Linked DNA regions of Mus musculus: region 1 is linked to region 2. Evidence: chromatin loops called from intact Hi-C (ENCODE). Cell type or tissue: heart. All regions are shown on one strand. Each heading gives the region's core, and the rest is flanking DNA. Links, peaks and the distances in the headings are about the cores only. Region 1 overlaps Arhgap35 (Rho GTPase activating protein 35). Region 2 overlaps Ceacam9 (carcinoembryonic antigen-related cell adhesion molecule 9).

Region 1 (10,486 bases), core at 914-8,913, 220 kb before region 2:
GGCTTCCTTTGGCAAAAATAATAGAATACGTGCCCTATGGTGGGCAGCCTCAAGAGGTCAGGTCCTTCAAGGCACATGACATTCTCCTAAGGCCAGACAATGGGAAAACTCCCACACAATGGTCACCCTAGAGCAGTGAGTGGGTCTCAATCTTCCTAATGTTGTGTGTGACCCTTTATACGGGTCCTCATATTGTAGTGACTCCCAACCAACAATATTATTTTCAGCAATGTGACTGGATATAAAATGAACTCAAACAAATCAGTGGCCTTCCTCTACACAAAGGATAAAAAGGCTGAGAAGGAAATTAGGGAAACAACACCCTTCACAATAGTCACAAATAATATAAAATACTCTGGTGTGACTTTAGGCAAGTGAAAGATCTGCATGACAAGAACTTCAAGTCTCTGAAGAAAGAAATTGAAGAAGATCTCAGAAGATTAGAAGATCTCCCATGCTCATGGATTGGCAGGAAAATGTAAAATAGTAAAATGTAAGATAAATTGGCAGGAAAATAGTAAAAATGGCCATCTTGCCAAAAGCAATCTACAGATACAATACAATCCCCATCAAAATTCCAACTCAATTCTTCACAGAGTTAGAAAGAACAATTTGCAAATTCATCTGGAATAACAAAAAAACCTAGAATAGGGAAAACTATTCTTAACAACAAAAGAAGGTCTGGGGAAATCACCATCCCTGACCTCAAGCTGCACTACAGAGCAATTGTGATAAAAACTGCATGGTACTGGTACAGTGACAGACAGGTAGATCAATGGAATAGAATTGAAGACCCAGAAATAAACCCACACACCGATGGTCACTTGACCTTTGACAAAGGAGCTAAAACCATCCAGTGGAAAAAAGACAGCATTGTCAACAAATGGTGCTGGCTCAATTGGTGGTTAGCATGTAGAAGAATGTAAATCAATTCATTCTTATCTCCTTGCACAAAGCTCAAGTCCAAGTGGATCAAGGACCTCCACATAAAACCAGAGACACTAAAACTGAGAAAAGAAAGTGGGGAAGAGCCTCAAGTACATGGGCACAGGGGAAAATTTCTTGAACACAATACTAATAGCTTTTGCACTTGCCTCAAGAATTGACAAATGGGGTCAGGCACATGCCTTTAATCCCAGCACTTGGGGAGGCAGAGGCAGGTGGATTTCTGATTTCAAGGCCAAACTGGTCTATAGAGTGAGTTCCAGGACAACCAGGGCTATACAGAGAAATCCTGCCTCGAAAAAAACAAAACAAAACAAAACAAACAAACAAAAAACAAAATAAAAGAAAAAAAAAGAATTGATAAATGGGACCTCATAAAATTGCAAAGCTTCTGTAGGCAAAGGACACTGTCAATAGGACAAAACGGCAACTTACCAATTGGGAAAAGAACTTTACCAACCCTATATACGATAGAGGGCTAATATCCAATATATACAAAGAACTCAAGAAGTTAGACTGGAGAGAAACAAATAACTATTACAAAATGGGGTACAGAGCTAAACAAAGAATTCTCGACTGAGGAATACCAAATGGCTGAGAAGCACCTAAAAAAATGTTCAATATCCTTAGTCATCAGGGAAATGCAAATCAAAACAACCCTGAGATTCCACCTCACACCAGTCAGAATGGCTAAGATCAAAAACTCAGGTGTCAGCAAGCTTGTACAACCACTCTGGAAATCAGTTTGGCAGTTTCTCAGAAAATTGGACAGAGTTCTACCTGAGGATCCACTAATACCACTCCTAGGCATATACCCAGAAGGCGCTCCAACATGTAATAAGGACACATGCTGCACTATGTACATAGCAGCCTTATTTATAATAGTCAGAAGCTGGAAAGAACCCAGATATCCTTCAACAGAGAAATGGATACAGAAAGTGTGGTACATTTACACAATGGAGTATTACACAACTATTAAAAACAATGACTTAGCCGGGTGGTGGTGGCGAACGCCTTTAATCCCAGTACTTGGAAGGCAGAGGCAGGCGGATTTCTGAGTTTGAGGCCAGCATGGTCTACAAAGTGAGTTCCAGGACAGCCAGGGCTATACAGAGAAACCCTGTCTCGAAAAACAAAACAACATCAAAAACAAAAACAAAAAGAACCCAATGACTTAATGAAATTCTCAGGTAAATGGATGGAACTAGAAAATATCATCCTGAATGAGGTAACCCAATCACAAAGAACACACATGGTATTCACTCACTGATAAGTCAATATTAGCCCAAAAGCTCGGAATACCCAAGATACAATTCACAAACCACATGAAACTCAAGAAGAAGGAACAGCAAAGTGTGGCTACTTCTTTCCTTCTAAAAGGGGAAACAAATTACCCATGGAAGGAATTATAGAGACAAAGTGCGGAGCAGAGACTAAAGGTATGACCATCCAGAGACTGCCCCACCTGGGGATCCATCCCATACACAGTCACCAAACCCAGACACTATTGTGGATGCCAACAAGTGCTTGCTGGTTATAGCTGTTTCTTGAGGGGTTCTGCCAGTGCCTGACAAATACAGAGGTGAATGCTCTCAGCCATCCATTGGACTGAGCACAGGGTCCCCAATGGAGGAGCTGGAGAAAGGACTCAAGGAGCTGAAGGGGTTTGCAGCCCCATAGGAGAACAACAATATGAACTAACCAGTAACCCCAGAGCTCCCAGGGACTAAACTACCAACCAAAGAGTACACATGTTAAGACTCATGGCTCCAGCTGCATATGTAGCAGAGGATGGCCTTGTTGGTCATCAATGGGAGGAGAGAGGCCCTTGGTCCTGTGAAGGCTCTATGCCCCAGTGAAGGGGAATGCCAGGGCCAGGAAGCAGGAGTGGGTGGATTGGTGGTGGTGGTGGGGAGGGGATACCATTTGAAATGTAAGTTAAAAAAAAAATCTAATTAAAAAAAAAAAAAAAAAAGGGCAAGGCCACCTGGAGCCTCTCTTAGGCTGTCTGTACTTACTGTGAGCTTCCACCAAGTCAATCTGCATGCTGTATGGTACCAGGGGGTCTGGTAGCTCTGAGAAAAAACTCTTCATGGCCCCTGCCACAGTGTTCACAGTGAAGTCTTTCTCTGCCAGGTCCAGATTGTGGTCTGAAAGAAAGCCAACCAAGTGAGGCCAGACCCATCTAAGTTAGCAGAAGCCACAAGAAAGCTCCTAGAAAAAGGCTTATATATGTTGCCCAGGGCAGGGGCTTGGGATTAGCATGGAGTGTAGAAGAGCTGGCAACCTGGGTTCACACACATGGCCTGACAGGTCACCTCTGGCCTGTGGGAAGGAGAAGAATGACTGGGGACCTGCCCTTCAACTCAGATCTGATGAGCTTCAGCTATTTCCTTACTTCTGTTCCTGCCAACCATAGTCATATCTTCATCCAATCCTGATGGAAGGAGGAAGAATCCCTCATTTTCTTTCATCCCACCGCTCCACTGACCCTTCTCATTTTTCTTCTTTCTCTAGGCCTCACTGCATGATTGATTCTGTAAGACTTGTCTACAGATGGGCATGAAGTACTCCTCTCTGGATTACCAGCAATTCAGATTTTTATAGGTACCTGTCAGATAATTCTAAGATAATTCTACCTGGTGACATCTTGGCTTAGTAAGTGTATTATCTGACATGTGCATAAGGAAGATGTGTTTTACCAGGACATATTCTTGACGTTTCAACAGTGGCTCATGATTACAAGGTGGCACTGTCAGCTGGCCCATGACAGCAGGTGTTGGCTGCTCCAGAAGTTGCTCCCCGTTCTCTCTGCTTCTCTACTCTCTGGCTAATGACAGTTAAGAGTACTTCACTGTTCTGCCCTGACACTGGTGACATGGCCTGGCATCTATTGTGGACATTTCTCACATTAAGAGCTAGTCACTAGCTTGGAGACTCTCATAGACTAACATGGGAACAGGGCAGCCCAAGAGTTCAGCTTGGAAGTGGGAGCTGCAGCTTAGTGTCTCAGGTATCTGGAAATGTTCCCCCACTTTCTCTCCTACAGGGCCATTTTGAGATGTAGATACCTCTGGCCTGATCATTAATTCAAATGCCTCTCAGGTCAGGGGTTCAGGTTCTTCCAGAGAAGTGAGACAGGGCTAGGGAAACCTATAATGGTGGCAGACAGCAGTGGAGCTAGTACCCCCAGGCTCGGCTCAGGTTTAATGGCCAGACTGTGCCTTACTTACCTTGATCAAACTGTCTTTGCAAACTTTCCATTTCTGACTTGTTTCCACTGACCCGGTAGATGCCTTCAGTGCTTAGTCCTGTGGACAAAGAATAAGCAGGTCCTATGACCCAGAGCTGGAGAGCAGGAGTGAGGGTCTGTGTACGGGGACAGGGGCTGTTTGCAGAGTCCACAAGATTCCCACCATGAGGGAAGAGCAGGGCTAACAGTACTTTGTTTGATGCTTCAGCTCCTTGTCTTTTTACTTAAAAGTACCACACTACTGGGTCCCACCTTCCTTTACTTCAAAGATAAGGTATTATGTAGTTTAGTCTGGCCTTGAACATCTGATCTTCCAGTCTCTACAACATTTATTTGGCTTAGCAATGTTGGAACTTGATATGTAGACGACCAGGGTGGCCTCAAACTCAGAGATCTATTTCTCCCCATTTCTGGAGTGCTAGAATTAAAGGCATGCATTACTATACCCTGTCAATATTAACCACATTTTAATGTACAGTCTTGAGTATTACAATAAAAAAGGCCTGGTGCCAATGAAGGCCAGACAATGGTGCTGGAAAATCGACCTGGGTCCTCTGGAAGAGCTTTTTTTCCCTTGTTTTTCGAGACAGGGTTTCTCTGTGTAGCCCTGGCTGTTCTGGAACTCACTCTGTAGACCAGGCTGGCCTCGAACTCAGAAATCTGCCATGTGCCTGACCCCATTTGCCTCCCAAGTGCTAGGATTAAAGGCCTGTGCCACCACCGCCCGGCCTGGAAGAGCTCTTAGCTGCTGAGTCATCTCTCCAGCCTTTACCCTTTTCTAAAAAAAAAAAAAAAAAAAAAAAAACAAAAGACTTATTTTGGTTTTGTATATGTGTATGTATGCTACATGAGTGAAGTGGCTACAGCATACCAAAAAGGGCAAAGGACGTCCTGAAGCTGGAGTTCCAGGGAGTTGTGAGCTACCTGATTTCAGGCCCTCTGACCTGTTTCTCCAGCCTGAGTGTTTTCCTATTAAAAATAAAAAGCCAGGCATGGTGGTGCACACCTGTAATTCTAGAAGGTAGGAAGCAGGTGCCATAATAAGCCCAGTTGGGGCAACACGATGAGTCCCAGGTTTACAAGGGCGACAGAGAGAGACCATGTCTCAGAAGACCAAATACGAGCTTGGTGAGACAGCTCAGCAGACAAAGGCACTGACAAGGTTGATAGCCTGAGCTTAATCTCTGGAACCCAGGGAAGGAGAAGTAACATTTACCTCTACCAGCAACAAAATAAGTAAAAATCAAATACACACAAAAATCAAAAGGAAGATAAAGGGCTAGAAATGTGGTTCAGTGCTATATATAGCACTTGCTGGCTATGAGCAGAATCTCCATTCCAGTACCAGAGGCACAGAAAGCAGAAAGAAAGGCCCAGTGTGCCTCACCTCAGCTATTCCCTTGCTGGACACTCAATAAGCTTTTCTTGACCCCAAATAAACGAAGAATTGACACACTGTCCCTTCTTGCACATATGGAGCATCCCATGACATTTTTCTCTATTATTCAGTGTGTTCATGTTTTTATAACACAGCCCTTAGGAGCTGACTGAGCTCTCAGTACAGTTCAATGGTAGGCCACCTGCCTTGGTTTGATCTTCAGTAACATAAAAACCAAAGCACACGTCACACACCATGTTTCTAAAGATCCCAGCATACACAATGACTCTAGAAACAGTTTCATCCTTGTTTAGGCTCTCCCAGTCTTTCACAGGTAGAAAGCCTTAAGTAGCTTTTGTGTTATAGCAGTGCTAGGGAGGAATTGGCCCAGCAAGTGCTTTACCACAGAATACCCCAAGCCCCAGCTTAGGTCTATTTCTCACTAATACTGCTGATTTCCCTCTGTAGTGCTTCTCATTTTGTACTTTAAAGAGGTCTTTGAATATTAACAAATGTTGCCCCCCCCCATTACTTTTTTAAAAAGAAAACATTTACTTCCCACCCATCTTCCTTTCTTTTGCTCAAGTGTTTGCAGAACAGCTCAGTGGTGGCTCCAACCCATTCACTGGCCTGAGCCGTAGGAGCTGCAGACCAGTCTTCAATGGCTGGAATTACTGGACAGGCACAGACAGAGGCACCTGTACAGTGTCAGATCAGTATGCCACCTTTGACTGAGCAGCAGTGAGCTGAGGAGCCAGTGTGGTCCATTCGCTCTGACATTTCTCCCTGGTTATAGCCTTTTCACTGTGCTTGTTCTTCTTTTGCAGTTTCTTCAGGATCACTTAAGGTAGAGATCAGGCACGATGTCCCATGGGTGCTTATGGGAGGTAGTGCCATACATGTGCAGAACTTCCTGGGCTAGCAACCACATTAGACTCACTGATTGAACTCCCTTGTTGCTTAGAATGGCAATGTCCACCACAGCACAGAGGAAAATCTGTGTCACACAGAGCAATGGAAGGAAGATGGTAGACACATTAGGGGTTGGTAGTTAGCCCTGGGATCTGTAACCACCAGAAGATGAGGCTTTCTGAAGGCTGCTTAGATCTGGTAAATCAAGGCCCTAGGAGCAAAGAGGCCAGTGCTCTTAGAGATGATGCTCACATCAGAGCTTCTTCCAGGTCCCCTTCAGATTTATGATGCAGATGGCATTACCTTTTCTTCTGCAGATGTACTGTTTCATTTGAAAGCCAAGGCAGGTGCCACCAGTTTGGGTTCCTGCTGTAAGGATCCACTCCTATTTGCAGGACATCAAGGATCAAGGATCCTGAACATGGCATGAGCTTTTTTTTTTTTTTTTTAAAGTAAAGCCGTGAATTAAGAACAACACTGTATGGATAGAGTGTTAAAAAACAAACAAACAACTTTTTTTTTTTGATACTTTGTCTTGCCTTATTGCCAGGTTGCCCTTGAATCCCTGGGCTCAAGAAATCCAATTACTGCCAGGTGGTGGTGGCACATGCCTTTAATCCCAGCATTCAGGATCATCCATCAGGCAGATCTCTGAGTTCGAGGCCAGCTTGGTCTACACAGTGAGTTCCAAAACAGCCAGGGCTACACAGAGAAACTATTACTCAAAAGACACAACATAACAAAACAGAAATCCAGTTATCTCAGTACTACACTAGCCTGACTTCTTGTATTACTGAAATTATTTCTTTGTTTGTTTTGAGACAACATATTGATATGTAGTCTTGTCTGGTTTCCAACTCATTGAGACTTGCTTGACCTTTGACTCCTGAGTGCTAGGAATAAGGCATACACCACATGCCTCGCTCTTTATTACTTGCTTCTTTTTAAATGGATTTTAATTTTACAAGCATTGGTATTTTCCCTACATGTGTTTATGCAAATGGAAACGGAACCTAGGTTGTCCTCCGTTACGCTCTTCGGTCAAGTCAGCTGGACAAGGCTTAAAAGTCACTCATGAGGCAAAAGAGTTTTAAGGAACTTCTCCTCCTGGAGCCTGGCGTTCCCTTAATTCTCCATTCCCGAGTTAGTCTAGTGTATGGACCCACATGCTCTCTTTTAATATCATCCTATTATAAGTGCTTTTTAAAATTGAATTTTGACATGGCTAAAGCCTTTCACCAGTGTTCCAACAGTCCTAGAAATGTCCTTGACCAAGATCAAGGGCTTGGAATTCAGTAAGATTGTAAAAGCTAAGTCACTCTCTTACACGGGAATTTACCATCACCAAGGAAGAAGGAAGTTTCAGACCAAAGGAGAAACCAGAATAGATACTTAAAACTGTAGCAGAGTTACACCCATACACACGTATTTACAATGGCCTAAGGGGAAGGTGGACTATACAAGAGACTAAAATAGGAACTATGGCAAGGGCACGAAGCCCTTGACCCTGGCTTCTAAGATTAGTGAATCTTGGGTAGAGCCCTTGTTGATCCCAGCTGTTATCAATAAATTCTATCCCAGGTGGTTCCTGTTAGACCTTTTGTGTTTGCATTCCTCTGTTTTATGTAAGATTCCAGTTACCTCAATTGTACCTTGCGAATATGTCACCCAACTTCCTTATTGTCCTCTGCATAAAAAGTCTGATGCTTGATTTAAAAATTACACTCAGATTTCACACGAATTCTCCTGTGTGTGTCTGTTTGTCGCTCATCCATGCTTTGCCCACCCGCATCGAGAGACCCCATTCCACGCAGACACAGGGACCCAGAGGGTCTGCGGCAGTCCTCTAGTGTTAACTGCTAAGCCATCCCTCTAGCCCCTCTTTATTACTTTTTCTGAAGCATGCTAATTAAAAATTTAAAAAATTTTGCTGGGCACCATGTAATAAACCTTTAATCCCAACACTCAAGGAGCAGAAGACAGGTGGATCTCTGTAAGCTCAAGGCCAATCTGGTCTATACAATGAGTTCCAGGTCAGCTAGGGCTACACAGTAAGACCCTGACAGAAACCCAAACCCAAACCAAACAAGAACAAAATTAACCATAAGCATTTTTTTCAAAACTAATCATTAAAAAAAAAATCAAATCACAAAAACATAATGTAAGAGCTGAAGCAATGGCTAAACAGTTAAGAATATTTGCTGCTTTTATAAGGGACTTGGGTTTGGCTCCCAGCTTCCACATGGTGACTGTCACTAACTCTGTTCCAGGGGAATCTGATACCATATTCCTTGAGCACTAGGCACATACACACATGCAAGCCAAAACACTCATACATATAAAAAGTAAATATTAAAACAAAACCCCAGGATAATTTCCATTTTTCCACATAGAAAGGCTTTCCTTGGAGCTAACTGTAGAGTCCATTTTCCAGCTGCCAAGGAAAGAAGTCCACTGCCATCATGAGTACACATCTAATCTAGCACTGCGACAACACTGTGAAAACTGAGATGGGTTCTGCTGTCAAAGAAACAATATCCCTTTTGAAGACCATGATCTAGTTTAGTTAGCAGTGCTAGTTAGTTAGCAGAAAGGTACTGAGGATTCGAGGGGATAGAGGTTGTGGGGGAGAGACTGCACGTCCCAGACAACAGGCACTTCTGAGAGCCAGGCACTTCAACACTTGTCAGCATTCACTGCTGCCTCTGGAGAGGCCACTGGGTGACTAAAACCCCTTGGTCTATGTGGGACTGTGAAAGGCAGCCTATTTTGGTTGAATGGGGCTTGCTCTGGTGACCCAGTACAGAACTCTACATGAGACGGAAAATCGAGCCATGTCCCCAGAGCCAGGTGCCTGACACCACAGAGCCTCCAACTCCATAATTCTATGACTATCGACTAGTCATACAAAGTCCCAAGCTTCTGGCATTCTGGCTAGACTTCACCCCCACAGTTACCTGACAACAGCAAGATAGCCCAGCCAACTATAAGAGGGGCTGCTTGGCCCTTCCTTGCTCTCTTTAGGCCTCACCTTTCTTACTCTCTAGCCCTCCTTCTCTCTCTCTCCCTTCTCCCCTCTCTCCACGTGGCTATGGCCAGCCTCTCTGTCCTTCCTTCTACCTTTTCTCCTTCTCCCTGCCTTTCTACAATAAAGCTCTAAAACCATAGACTGTCTCTGCTCATCAAGACCCGCCGTGCTTGAACGATGGGATAGGCTTTCCCCTAACAAGCCACCTCTAACCTCCCATCAGAAGGCCTTCCTATGCTGCAGCCACGGACCAAGGACTCTCACACTCTCACACCTGTGTGGGAACCATCAAGTGCCCTCTCCCCCTGCCTTCTCCTCCCTTCGGCCTGGTGCTGACTGAGCCGCCCAGGGCCCAGCTCTTTTGCGGTATCCAGCGTGGGATGCCCTAGGACTGTCCCCTGTCCCCCACCCCCACTCCCACTCCCGCCGAGGCTTCCCTCAGCCAGACACCCACCCGGGGCCCATGGAAAGCGTGTGGCAGTCCTCCCACATCTAGAGCACCGGAACTTTGGCGGGACACAGGTTCTCTCCCGTTTCTCCTACACCCACGGCCCCACAGGCTTATGTGTTCTAGAACCCTGGACTAATGACAAATATGTATCAGAAGTCCCCAGCTCCCCTTCTAAAAAGCTTAATGCCCATAGAGACCTTTGACCCTATAGAATTAAGTAGCACCAAACTCAACAGCAGCACCTGGCCATAGAGGAGCCATCATGCCTCTGGCCATGCTATCCTCTGCCTGCTGGGGTCCCAGTGTATCCCCCTCATCACTTGTGAGTCAGTGAAACATGATGATGTTTATTCTTCACATGGACAGTGGGTAGGGTAGTCTTGAGTGTTTATTTGGCGGCACAGCTCTTCCCTGGCAGCTACCAAATTGGACTTAATGCTGCTCCAAGCTCATGTACCAACTGGGGTCCAGGTGCAGTCTCCTCAGGAAAATGGATGGTCTGTTTTGTTTTTCTTTAAA
Region 2 (10,486 bases), core at 813-8,812:
AAAGAGTCCTTGTTTACATTTAAGATCACTTTATAGACATGGTAATGATCATTTATCATGTGTTATCATCATTGTCATCATCACATCAATTATTATTATCACATCGTCATAACAATTATTTTATATATTTTATAATATTAATAACAATTGTTACTGTTTGGTTTTTCAAGACAGGGTTTCTCTATGTAGCCCTAGCTATCCCAAAACTCACTCTATAGACCAGGCTGGCCTGGAACTCACAGAGAGCCACCTGCCTCTGTCTCTCTGCATCCCCTCTGCCTCTGGTGCTGGGATTAAAGGCATGTACCACCACTGCCCAGCCAAGTGCTCTATTATATAAAAACAGAAACACAGGAAACACAGTGGCTAAATTAGGGCCACATAGACCATGGGTGGCAGATCTGAAGCAGTACATATCTGTCTACAGCCTTGATCCCAACTTCTCCACCCTGGAGGCCATTCTAGGTGTCTGTGGACCTGAGAGGGCTGGTTGAGATCTGAGGGTGAGCCACCATCATTCGGTCCCTCCTCTGTTCCTTCACAGAGCCCGTGGCACAGCCTACCCTCCAAGCAGACAGCACCGCGGTAACAGAAGCTGGTTCTGTGACCCTCACATGTGTCTCAGAAGACCCTGGACTCTCCATCCGCTGGCTCTTCAATCACCAGGGCCTGTATTTCAATGACAGGATGACTCTGTCCCAGAAAAACAGCAGACTTACCATAGACCCAGCCAAGAGGGAGGATGCTGGGGAGTACCAGTGCGAGGTCTCCAACGGCTACAGCTCTAAGATGAGTCTCCCGCTCCAAATGTCTGTGACTAGTGAGTGACCTGGCCTCTCTCTTCGTGCGTCACGGGGGCAGGGAATTCTTTGTTAATGATGCTAAAAATGAAGAAAAGTTCTAGGGAAGAACCAAGGCAGCCAGCGTGGTGACGGAGCCCTGCCATCCCAGGCAGCCAGCGTGGTGACGGAGCCCTGCCATCCCAGGGTAAAACTCCAGTCAGCAGGATCATGAGTTTGAACCAGCCAGGGTTACAAAGAGAGACCGAGTCTCAAAACCAATCAACACAGTAAGCAAAACTACAAAGGGATTATAACTAAGGGCTTAGGTTCTGAGTTGAATATGGCCAGTCCTCCAGATCCATGGAGAGCTGATTCCAGGAGTCCCCAAATTTCTGGATGTTTTGAGTCCCCTGTTGAAAACAGTGCAGTGTTAGCATAGAGACAGACACATTCTCCTCTCACGTGCCCCAGTCATGCCTCACACCGTTGCCGCCCAGACACCTCTCCAGACCATTTCTAAGCGTATTCCATTTCCTACAGCCCTGATAGCTGTCAGCCTGCTTCTGCCTCTGTGTACATGGCATTTGTCTTTTTTGTTGTTGTTGTTAGCATCATACGAATCATGATTCTGTTCTCTCAAGCCACCTGGTTAAATTAAAGGACATTAAAGGACATTCTTGCCTACTGTCAACCACTAGATGACAGTCTATTTGATTTTTTTTTATATAATTTTATTTTTATTTTATGTTCATTGGTGCTTCGCCTGTGTGTGTGTGTGTGTGTGTGTGTGTGTCTGTGTCTGTGGGGGGGTGTCTGTGTGTGTGTGCCTGTGTGTGGGTGTGTGTGGGTGTGCATGTGTGTGTGGGTATGTCTGTGTGTCTGTCTGTGTGTCTGTGTGGGGGTGGGGTGGGGGTGAGTGTGTCTCTGTGTGTGTGTGTCTGTGTGTGTGTGCATGCATGTGTGTGTGTGTGTCTCTGTGTGTGTGTGTGTCTGTGTGTGTGTGTGTGTCTGTGTGTGTGTGTCTGTGTGTGTGTGCGTGTGTGTGTGTGTGTGTCTGTGTGTGTCTGTGTGTGTGTGTGTGAAGGTGTCAGAAGCTCTGGAGCTGGAGTTACAGACAGGTGTCAGCTGCCTTGAGATGAGGGTGCTGAAAGTTAAACCCCGGTACTCTGGAAGTGCAGCCAGACATCTGCTTAACTGTTGAGACTTCTCTCTAGTCCCGGCCTATTTGATTTTTAGTCTTAAATTTATCTGCAACTCCCTGGGACTCACAAGGATAGAGCCGCACAGATACCAAAGGACATGAGATGTGTCCTTTCAGCCTTTAGCTTTGCTAAGAGGAAGAGGACTGAAGAGGTGGTGGCCTGAGTAAAGCTGTCCCTGTCAACAGCACCATACTATGTCAGCTTGGGACACAATGAGTGGAAAGTGATTGCTACTTCCCCTCTGTTGCTTGAGAGGGTGAGGACCCATCTCCCTGCCACATGAGGCATGAAGAGTAACTCACCAGCCCTGCTGAAGAGGAGGTTCCAGTGTGCCGGGTTGTACACCCAATATCTCCCCATGCATCCTCACCGTGTAACAAGGCTGGCAAGCACTAACTGTAGTGGGGTCTGTGCCCCATCCAAGGGAGAAGGGTACAATGGAGCTTGGGGATGTTCTGCTATGCAAGCATATCAACCACTTTTGAGTGTGGACACTGTAAGATGAACCCATCCTCTCCACACCCAGCTTCTCTCAGAACACTTATCCAAAGTTAAGACAAAGTCTACCAACAGTGTGTCCCTTAGCTGACCAGGTCCTGTCAGGTTAATCTTACAGGCTCCATGGACGATCTGTCCGGAAAACTCAGGACATGTGTTTGTCCGTGCGTGGTGATGCTGGGCATGCATCAACTTGGACACTTAGCGGGAAGGCCATGTTAGCTGTCGAAGCATCAATCAGAGTTCAGGAGACCACAGACACTGCCCAGCTTATGTGGGAAGCACAGAGTAGCGTCTTTATCAGATGTGATATATGCATGTGAATGTCAAAGACTAAAGGTGTTGGATCCCACCCCACCCACCTCAAAGACTGACTGGACATGGAACTTGGGTCCTTTTCAAAGGTAGTGTGACTTTTTTAACCCCTGAGTCATCTTCTTTCTTCTTGTTTGTTTGTTAAGATTTTATTTATTATATGTAAGTACACTGTAGCTGTCTTCAGACATCCCAGAAGAGAGCATCAGATCTCATTACGGATGGTTGTGAGCCACCATGTGGTTGCTGGGATTTGAACTCAGGACCTTTGGAAGAGCAGTCAGTGTTCTTACACACTGAGCCATCTCACCAGCCCTGTTTGTTTGTTTTGTAAAACAGGGTTTCTCAGCCAGGCGTGGTGGCACATGCCTTTAATCCCAGCACTCGGGAGGCAGAGGCAGGCGGATTTCAAGGCCAGCCTGGTTTGGCTATCCTGGAATTCACTATGTAGAACAAGCTGGCTTTGAACCCAGAGAGATGTGCCTGCTTCTGCCTTCCAAATCCTGGGATTAAAGGTATGTACCACCACCAGGCTCCTTTTGGGTTCTTGATCTGAGGTCTCATGTAGCTCAAACTTCATAAGTAGCAAAGGATGACTTTGAACTCCCAATCTTTCCACATGCAAGGATTAAAAGCACTCACCACCATACCTATTTTGTCAGGGAGATTATGTGTGTGTGTGTGTGTGTGTGCGCGCACGTGTGTATCTATAAACAAAATGTTAAACCAGGAGTTTCAGTGAATGGCTGTAATTCTGACATTTGGGAGGCTGAAGCAGGAGGATCAATGCAAGTTAGAGGCTAGTCTGGTCACATAGTGAGTATCAACATGGCAAGATCCCATGCCAAAAATCAGTCTCTCTCTCTCTCTCTCTCTCTCTCACACACACACACAATCAATCAATTAATCAATCACATTTTAAGATGTTTCAAAACAAAATTTAAAAAATAAAAAAATTAAATTTTAAAAAAAATTTTAAAAAATTAAATTAAATTTAGGTTCTGCATAGGAGAGGAAACACTCAGTGTTTGTCTCTCTAAATTTGGCTTTCCTCTCTCTTCACAGTCTATTTATATCACATTTTCATAGTCAGTCATCCCCTAAGGGACACCAGGCTTGTTCCAGTTTCTAGGCAGTGGGAATGATGCAGCGACAAACACAAATGTGAAGGTGAAGTATGATAAGGCAGGAAGGATCCGTTGACTGATACAGTCATTGCCCGTACTGTCTGTTTACCAAGCATGACTTCACTTGCTACCTGGAAAGAATGTCTAAACAAAGGATCCGTGCCCTTAACAACCGCTGACTTCCCAAGGGGCTTCTGTAAAAACCTCACTCGCGCCACCTTGTGGCTTTGGAGTATAACATGAGAATACAAACATGGTCTGGGGGTGGAAACCTTTCAGGAGCCATCCTGGCTTTGGTCCACCAGTGACACCACTTCTCATCCACTCTTGTTGGTGTTGGAGTGGCTTTTTCCAGAAAGATTCCCACAACATTTCTGGAGGCCCTAACAGGATGTCCTTCACCATGACCCCAGTTGATCAAGAATGACTGCCTCTCCAGGGCCTCTCAGACAACCAAAGGTCTCTGGAGCCAGGAGGAACGCATACCCACATATCCGATGGGATTCCAGGACCCCTTTCTAGCGGCCAAAATGCCTATGACACCCAGGATCAGAGTCTCTGAGTCCAGATCGGGTAAGGACTCGCCCCCTCCCAGGGGAGACAGGCAGGAAGAGCCAGTGCAGCCTGGCTCTTCACCCCAGAGGACTGCATCCAAAGCCCCTATGAGGACCAAGGAGGTACTGGTACTGATCTCTGGAGAAATAGACAGACTGGGAATTTAAAACGGGAGTCTATAACTTCTGAATGAACGAATGAATGAATGAATGAATGAATGGTGGATGAATGTGAGCACACTTGCCTTCTCCATACACCTGCAGCTACAGAATCTGATTCCATTAATAGGAGGTGACCAGCAGAGGTGACCTGTTGTGTCTGGCCAGCAGATCACAGCCTGGGTTCTAGCCTGGACAGGCATTTTGGAAACCTGGAAGAGAAGAAGGGCTAGGCGACGAGAGAAAATGATGCAGCTAAGACAGGCATTCTGATCAAAGCTCAATTTTACTGTTCCACACGCAGTTATGAAGCAGGGGAAGGGGGCCCGATTCCCACCAAATAATCTCGGAGTCCAGTAGCAGGGTGACCACGTGATGGCTTCGGAACAGGAAAGCGACAGGCTCCAGCAGTGGGAGTGGCAGAATGATTGAGCAGGAAGCTCCACCCCTGAACAATCAGGTTTCAGACTGGGGGAGGGGAGACTACAGTGACCGAGCATGGTTAAATCATGGTGAGGAGGCTGGCAAAGCAGGCACCTTCTACCCCACTCTATGCACTACAAGGAGTGGAACATATAACCTCCCCCAGCTCCTGGTTACAGAACTCTTGTCACAAGGTCTGCACAGTCCTAATACAAACCCACACAGTTGTGCAAAGATTGCTAAGCCTGAAGACACCAAGGAAGCACCCACACTGGCATCCCCAGGGGATGGAACTTTTCACATGATGCTGCCTCCCTACTGTTCCAACTGTCAGCATCACAGGGAACCAAGATGGCTGCAAGACCATCTCATCCCATCTTCTGAAAGTAGTGAGCTACGCAACGCTCACCAGCCTCAGCCACAGCCCAGCCCTGCCAACCTCTGCGGGATGCATTCCAGATACAAGCCCATTCCAGTGTGTTCTCTAAGGGAATATCGGGCCTTTCCTTCATCCAAAGTGGCAGCTATGTTATTCAGCCACATACTTGCCAGAAGAGGAGGAAGAGCCCCTCCATGATTGTGTAGAAGTTGTAGTAGAGATTGTCTCCTAACACCCAACAAAGTTCAGCTCCCCAGTTCAGATGTGGAATCTTTTACTGGTCAGAGCTGAAACCTATGACAGGACAATAGCCCCTCACAATAAGAGACTCTAAACAACAATATATCAAGAAAGGGGGCTGCTTACCTCAGGGAACAAAGAAGCTAAACCCAGAGTCCAAACCCTCCAGTTCCTAGGAGCTGTGTGGGCCCCCCTAGCTATGGAAATGATACACTGACAGACTCACACCAAGAGCCAAGGTAGTCCAAGACACAGCTCCAAAGTCCTATCCCAGCTGGGCGGTGGTGGTGCACGCCTTAAATCCCAGCACTCGGGAGGCAGAGGTAGGCAGATTTCTGAGTTCGAGGCCTGCCTGGTCTACAAAGTGAGTTCCAGAACATCCAGGGCTATACAGAGAAACCCTGTCTCAAAAACAAAAGCAAAACAAAAAAAAAAAACAAAAAAAACAAAGTCCTATCCCATTACCGTCCAGAACTCCCCTCACAATAGGCCAGAAACAAAAGAATGACAAACACAACTGACATGGGCCAGGGAGATGGTTCAGTGAGTAAAGTCCACATTGTCAGGCCTGATGACCTGAGTTTGATTCCCTAGACCAACTGTGTTGGCTTACAGATAATTCTGCTAGACTCCTCCCAGGGACCTAGCAACAGTTACGTCATCACCTGCCGCCATTACTACCTGCGCCGCTGCTACCACCAGGTGCAGGTGACTTGGCAGTGTATTAGAGGACTACTCACTACCCCAGTCCCTCTTCTCTTCTCTCTCTCCCTCTCTCTACTCTCCCCCCCCCCCGCCATTCTCTCTCTCTGTCCCCATACATTCCCAGCTGGCCTCTCTGTCTTTCTTTCTGCCCTCCTTTGTCCCCCTTCTCTACCTCTACCCCTTCTCCAGGTCCTCACTCCCCTCCCTTCCCTACAATAGCCATCCCTGACACCAGGTCTGCCTCATGGTGTGATTTCTCAGGGGTGCCTTGGCATGGCTTACCAGGTACCCCCTGACCCTTGCCACCGCTGCATTTATTTCATATAACAGGCTGGAGGAAGGTTTTCTTCTGGCCTACTCATGGACACTGTGGCATGTTCACGTACCCACACATACAATAAATAAATAATTCACAAGTTTAAATGAAAAAGAACTGATAGGGCTGGCGAGATGGCTCAGTGGTTAAGAGTGCCGACTGCTCTTCCGAAGGTCCCGAGTTCAAATCCCAGCAACCACATGGTGGCTCACAACCATCCATAACAAAATCTGATGCCACTCTTCTGGAGTGTCTGAAGACAGCTACAGTGTACTTACATATAAATAAATAAATAAATAAATCTTTAAAAAAGTGATAAAGGGGCTACTAAAAATCAGGAGGACTGGCTGACTACCACAGATAGGAAAATAATAATCCCAGAGATGACCACTTCCAGCCCACTCCCACAGTGACACACCTACGCCCACAAGGCTACACCAAATAGTGCCACTCCCTGGGCCAAGCATATACAAACCATCACACTTGGCAAACTCTCACAAAGCTTTCCGGGGTGCGGGGGGCACTGCCCTCCAAGAACCACTGAAAGAAGCCAGTTGTTGTGGCACATGCCTTTGACCCTGGTGTTGTGGGGTACTCACCAGGAAAGACTGCTCAGACATGGCTATAAGCCAATAGGAAGTGTTTACTAGTCAGTCAGCCACTGAACCGTTCTCCGGGTGAGCGTTTAAGCATAAAAACTGTTCTAGGTCGCCATCCTCCAGTTAACAAGAACAGTTAGCCAGAAGCAAAACAACAGAAGCTAAAAAGGCAAGGTTAGTACAGTTAGAGACTTTCCCAGAACTATGGACTTTGATGGATTAGGTCTTTGTTTTCGTTTTGGCAGGTGGTGCTGTCTGTGCTGAGTTTTACAACCTGATTGGTACTTCCACCACGGAGTCAGTGTGCTAAGGTCTGGGGCCCTGTCACACCAGCACTTGGAAGGCCAACTCAGAGAGAGTTATAGTTCAGAACAGCCAGGGGTGTCTTAAAAGCAAACAGCAGCAACAACAAAAGAATTGTTGCATATATATGTGGTGGTCTCAAGGCTGCCAACGCTGGCCCAGCAAGCTCCCAAAGACTATTCTCAGTGTGCTCAGAATGATCCCAAGCAATCACTCAAAGCCTCATGCTAACACACAAGCTGGACTCCTACCCATTTAAACACCAGAAGTGGTCTTTACTGACATTGACCCCAGCAGGAGGTAACAAGACTTGAGGCTTATGGTGTGCACTTTTTCAGGCTGGGCCTTTCCTACTGCATGAAGAATTAGCCTGGAACTTGTGCACACACTACCACCCATCAATCTTTAAGTGTGGTTGTGAACATGAATAAGACTGTTAAAATGGCACTGGACAAACACTACCCCGAAACAGACTTCCCTGGCCAGAAATTCTACCACCTGTACTGTTTAGGGTACGCTGTATAAATGCAGTTACTTTACTTTTGAAGTCATGTTTGGACACTCACATCCACTGCTTCCAAAGGACTCAGGGGACCTCTACTGGACACACCTGCCCTAAGTGGTTCTCTGTTTTTGTTTTGCTGAGACGGGGCTTCTCTGTTTAGGCCCAGATGCCCTGGAACTCTGTAGACCAGGCTGGCCTCAAACTCAGAGATCTGCCTGCCTCTGCGTTCTGAGTGATGGGATTAAAGGCGTGCGCCACCATCCAACTTCCAGTAGTTCTTAAAAGACTTAGCTGGGGCTGGTGAGATGGCTCAGTGGGTAAGAGCACCCGACTGCTCTTCCGAAGGTCCGAAGTTCAAATCCCAGCAACCACATGGTGGCTCACAACCACCCGTAATGAGATCTGATGCCCTCTTCTGGTGTATCTGAAGACAACTACAGTGTACTTACATATAATAAATAAATAAATCTTAAAAAAAAAAAAAAAGACTTAGCTGACACTGAACAAAAATTTGACGGTACCAAGTGTAGAAGTTTGGCCTGGTTCTTCCTCCCAGTCCTGTGCTCAGGAAATAAGACTCAGATTCAAAGTATATTTACAAATACCTTGGCCATATAGCTAGGCTCTGCTCTAACTACCTCATAAAATAACCCATTTATTCTAATCTACATTCTGCCACGTGGCCAGTCACCTCTGCTCAGATACCATGAGGTGTCTGTCTTGTCACATCTTCCCAGGTGAATCTCCCTTACTTGGCACTATCCCAGAATCCTTTCTGCTTCCCAGATGTCCCACCTCCTATTTCCTTTCTAAGTCAGAAGCCATCAGATTTTTATTGACAGGTGCCACATCCATTCAGACACAGTTATTCTCTCTACAATCGAGCTATGGACAAGGCTGCTTCGGACCTGAGCCAGAAGTGGACCGTGAAAGCTGGCCCAGAGCAGCTTCTGACGCTGACCACCTGGAAATGACCTCAGAATAGAGACAACAGCTCAGCTTCTCCAATTCTCTCTGCTGTCCTTCCTGATCCTGCGGATACAGGTCTGAACCAGTTCCTCAACCTCATCCCAGGGGAGTTCTAATCCCTGGACGCCCATCCTGGAGCTAACTGCCCCCTTCCTTGGGCATAGGCCAGCCACAGATCATACCTCAGACCTCATCATGTGACTGTGGAACCAGCCACACTGGTAAGACAGACTGATTCCTTTTGGAGATGTCCCCAGTCAGGACAGCCTCAGGACATGGGGCCAGAAGTAAAAAAAAAAAAAAAACTATTGGTGTTACCTTAAATACTGGCCATGTGGAAACTTCACCATAAAAGGAGCTACCAGAGAGGCACAAGGAATTAAGACCCTAATGGGCCTTTGTGGGGCAACCTGGGAGGAATAATACAGGAACTGAACATAGAAAAGCCCTCCATGTGGGAAAGCCGTATCTCAAAATGCTGGCTTTATTAAATGCCAGCTATGAATTTCTTAATCTAACAGATCTATCTCTAGGTCAGTGTGATGGTTTGTATATGCTTGACCAGGGAGTGGCACCATCTGGAGGTGTGGCCTTGGTGGAATAGGTGTGACCTGGTTGGAATAGGTGTGTCACTGTGGGTGTAGGCTTAATACTCTCACCCCAGTTGCCTGGAGGTCAGTCTTCCACTAGCAGCCTTCGGATGAAGACGTAGAACTCTTAGCCTGGATGCTGCCATGCTCCCACCTTGATGATAATGGACTGAACCTCTGAACCTGTAAGCCAGCCCCAATTAAATGTTGTTTTTTATAAGACTTGCCTTGGTCATGGTGTCTGTGCACAGCAGTAAACCCTGGCTAAGCCAGTCAGGACTGTTGGATGTGCTTGTGTGAAGGCAGGTTACCTACACTGCAGTAGGAATGATCAACCAAAGCCTGACTAATAACACAAAAGGGGTATGTTTAACTGGGCTACCTGCTCAGGTCACAGAAGTAGGCCAATGTGTGGGAAATGAAAGGGGCTGTACTAGACTAATTAAAAGAGCAGTAGCTCCTAATGGTACATACTTAACCTGTTCCTACGGTGTTTACACCTGCTACCCAGGAGACAGAGGCTGACCAGTGCTCGACTTTGATATGCTCCCAGGAAGTGATGTCCAGCCATACTTACATCCCTTAGATTTAAAAAGTAAGAGAACTCCTGTACTTATACCAGTCCTGCTAGGCATGGCCCTGCCTGGGTCCATGAGGTGCCTCTGCAATAGGCATCTAACAAGTACGCTCAGCACAGCCAGATCCCCACTCAGATAAAGATGAACCGTTGTTCAGGGAAGCACAGTCACTCTCCAGAACCAGACAGATGCACTGGCTGCAACGTTCCTCCAAAAGCGTGGAGGATTAGGCATGTCCACGA

The links. Hi-C counts contacts between places; a loop is a spot of excess contacts. Peaks named below come from ENCODE experiments on the same cell type or tissue, not always from the same donor. Only the 100,000 strongest peaks of a DNase experiment are listed, where the experiment ranks them.
Region 1: it touches region 2 in a loop (2.6-fold over the local background); 2 of 42 quality-filtered maps call a loop at or near these places.

What each region holds. Positions count from the first base shown.
Region 1 is chr7:16,508,230-16,518,715 of GRCm38, forward strand. It overlaps Arhgap35 (Rho GTPase activating protein 35), which reads right to left. Exons shown (of 7, transcript NM_172739.4): 4 at 4,179-4,256; 5 at 2,964-3,095. It also overlaps the pseudogene Gm17981. Among named protein-coding and RNA genes, the nearest start is that of Npas1, 37 kb to the left of the region's middle. In heart, for the core only: no CTCF peak of the experiment used is centred there; no DNase peak of the experiment used is centred there.
Region 2 is chr7:16,724,655-16,735,140 of GRCm38, forward strand. Ceacam9 (carcinoembryonic antigen-related cell adhesion molecule 9) reads left to right here. Exons shown (of 3, transcript NM_011927.4): 3 at 545-1,456. The coding sequence ends at 828. Among named protein-coding and RNA genes, the nearest start is that of Ceacam9, 8.0 kb to the left of the region's middle. In heart, for the core only: a CTCF peak has its summit at 4,155 (motif pointing left); DNase peaks (open chromatin) are centred at 4,257 and 5,057; H3K4me3 peaks cover 1,037 bases; H3K27ac peaks cover 1,690 bases.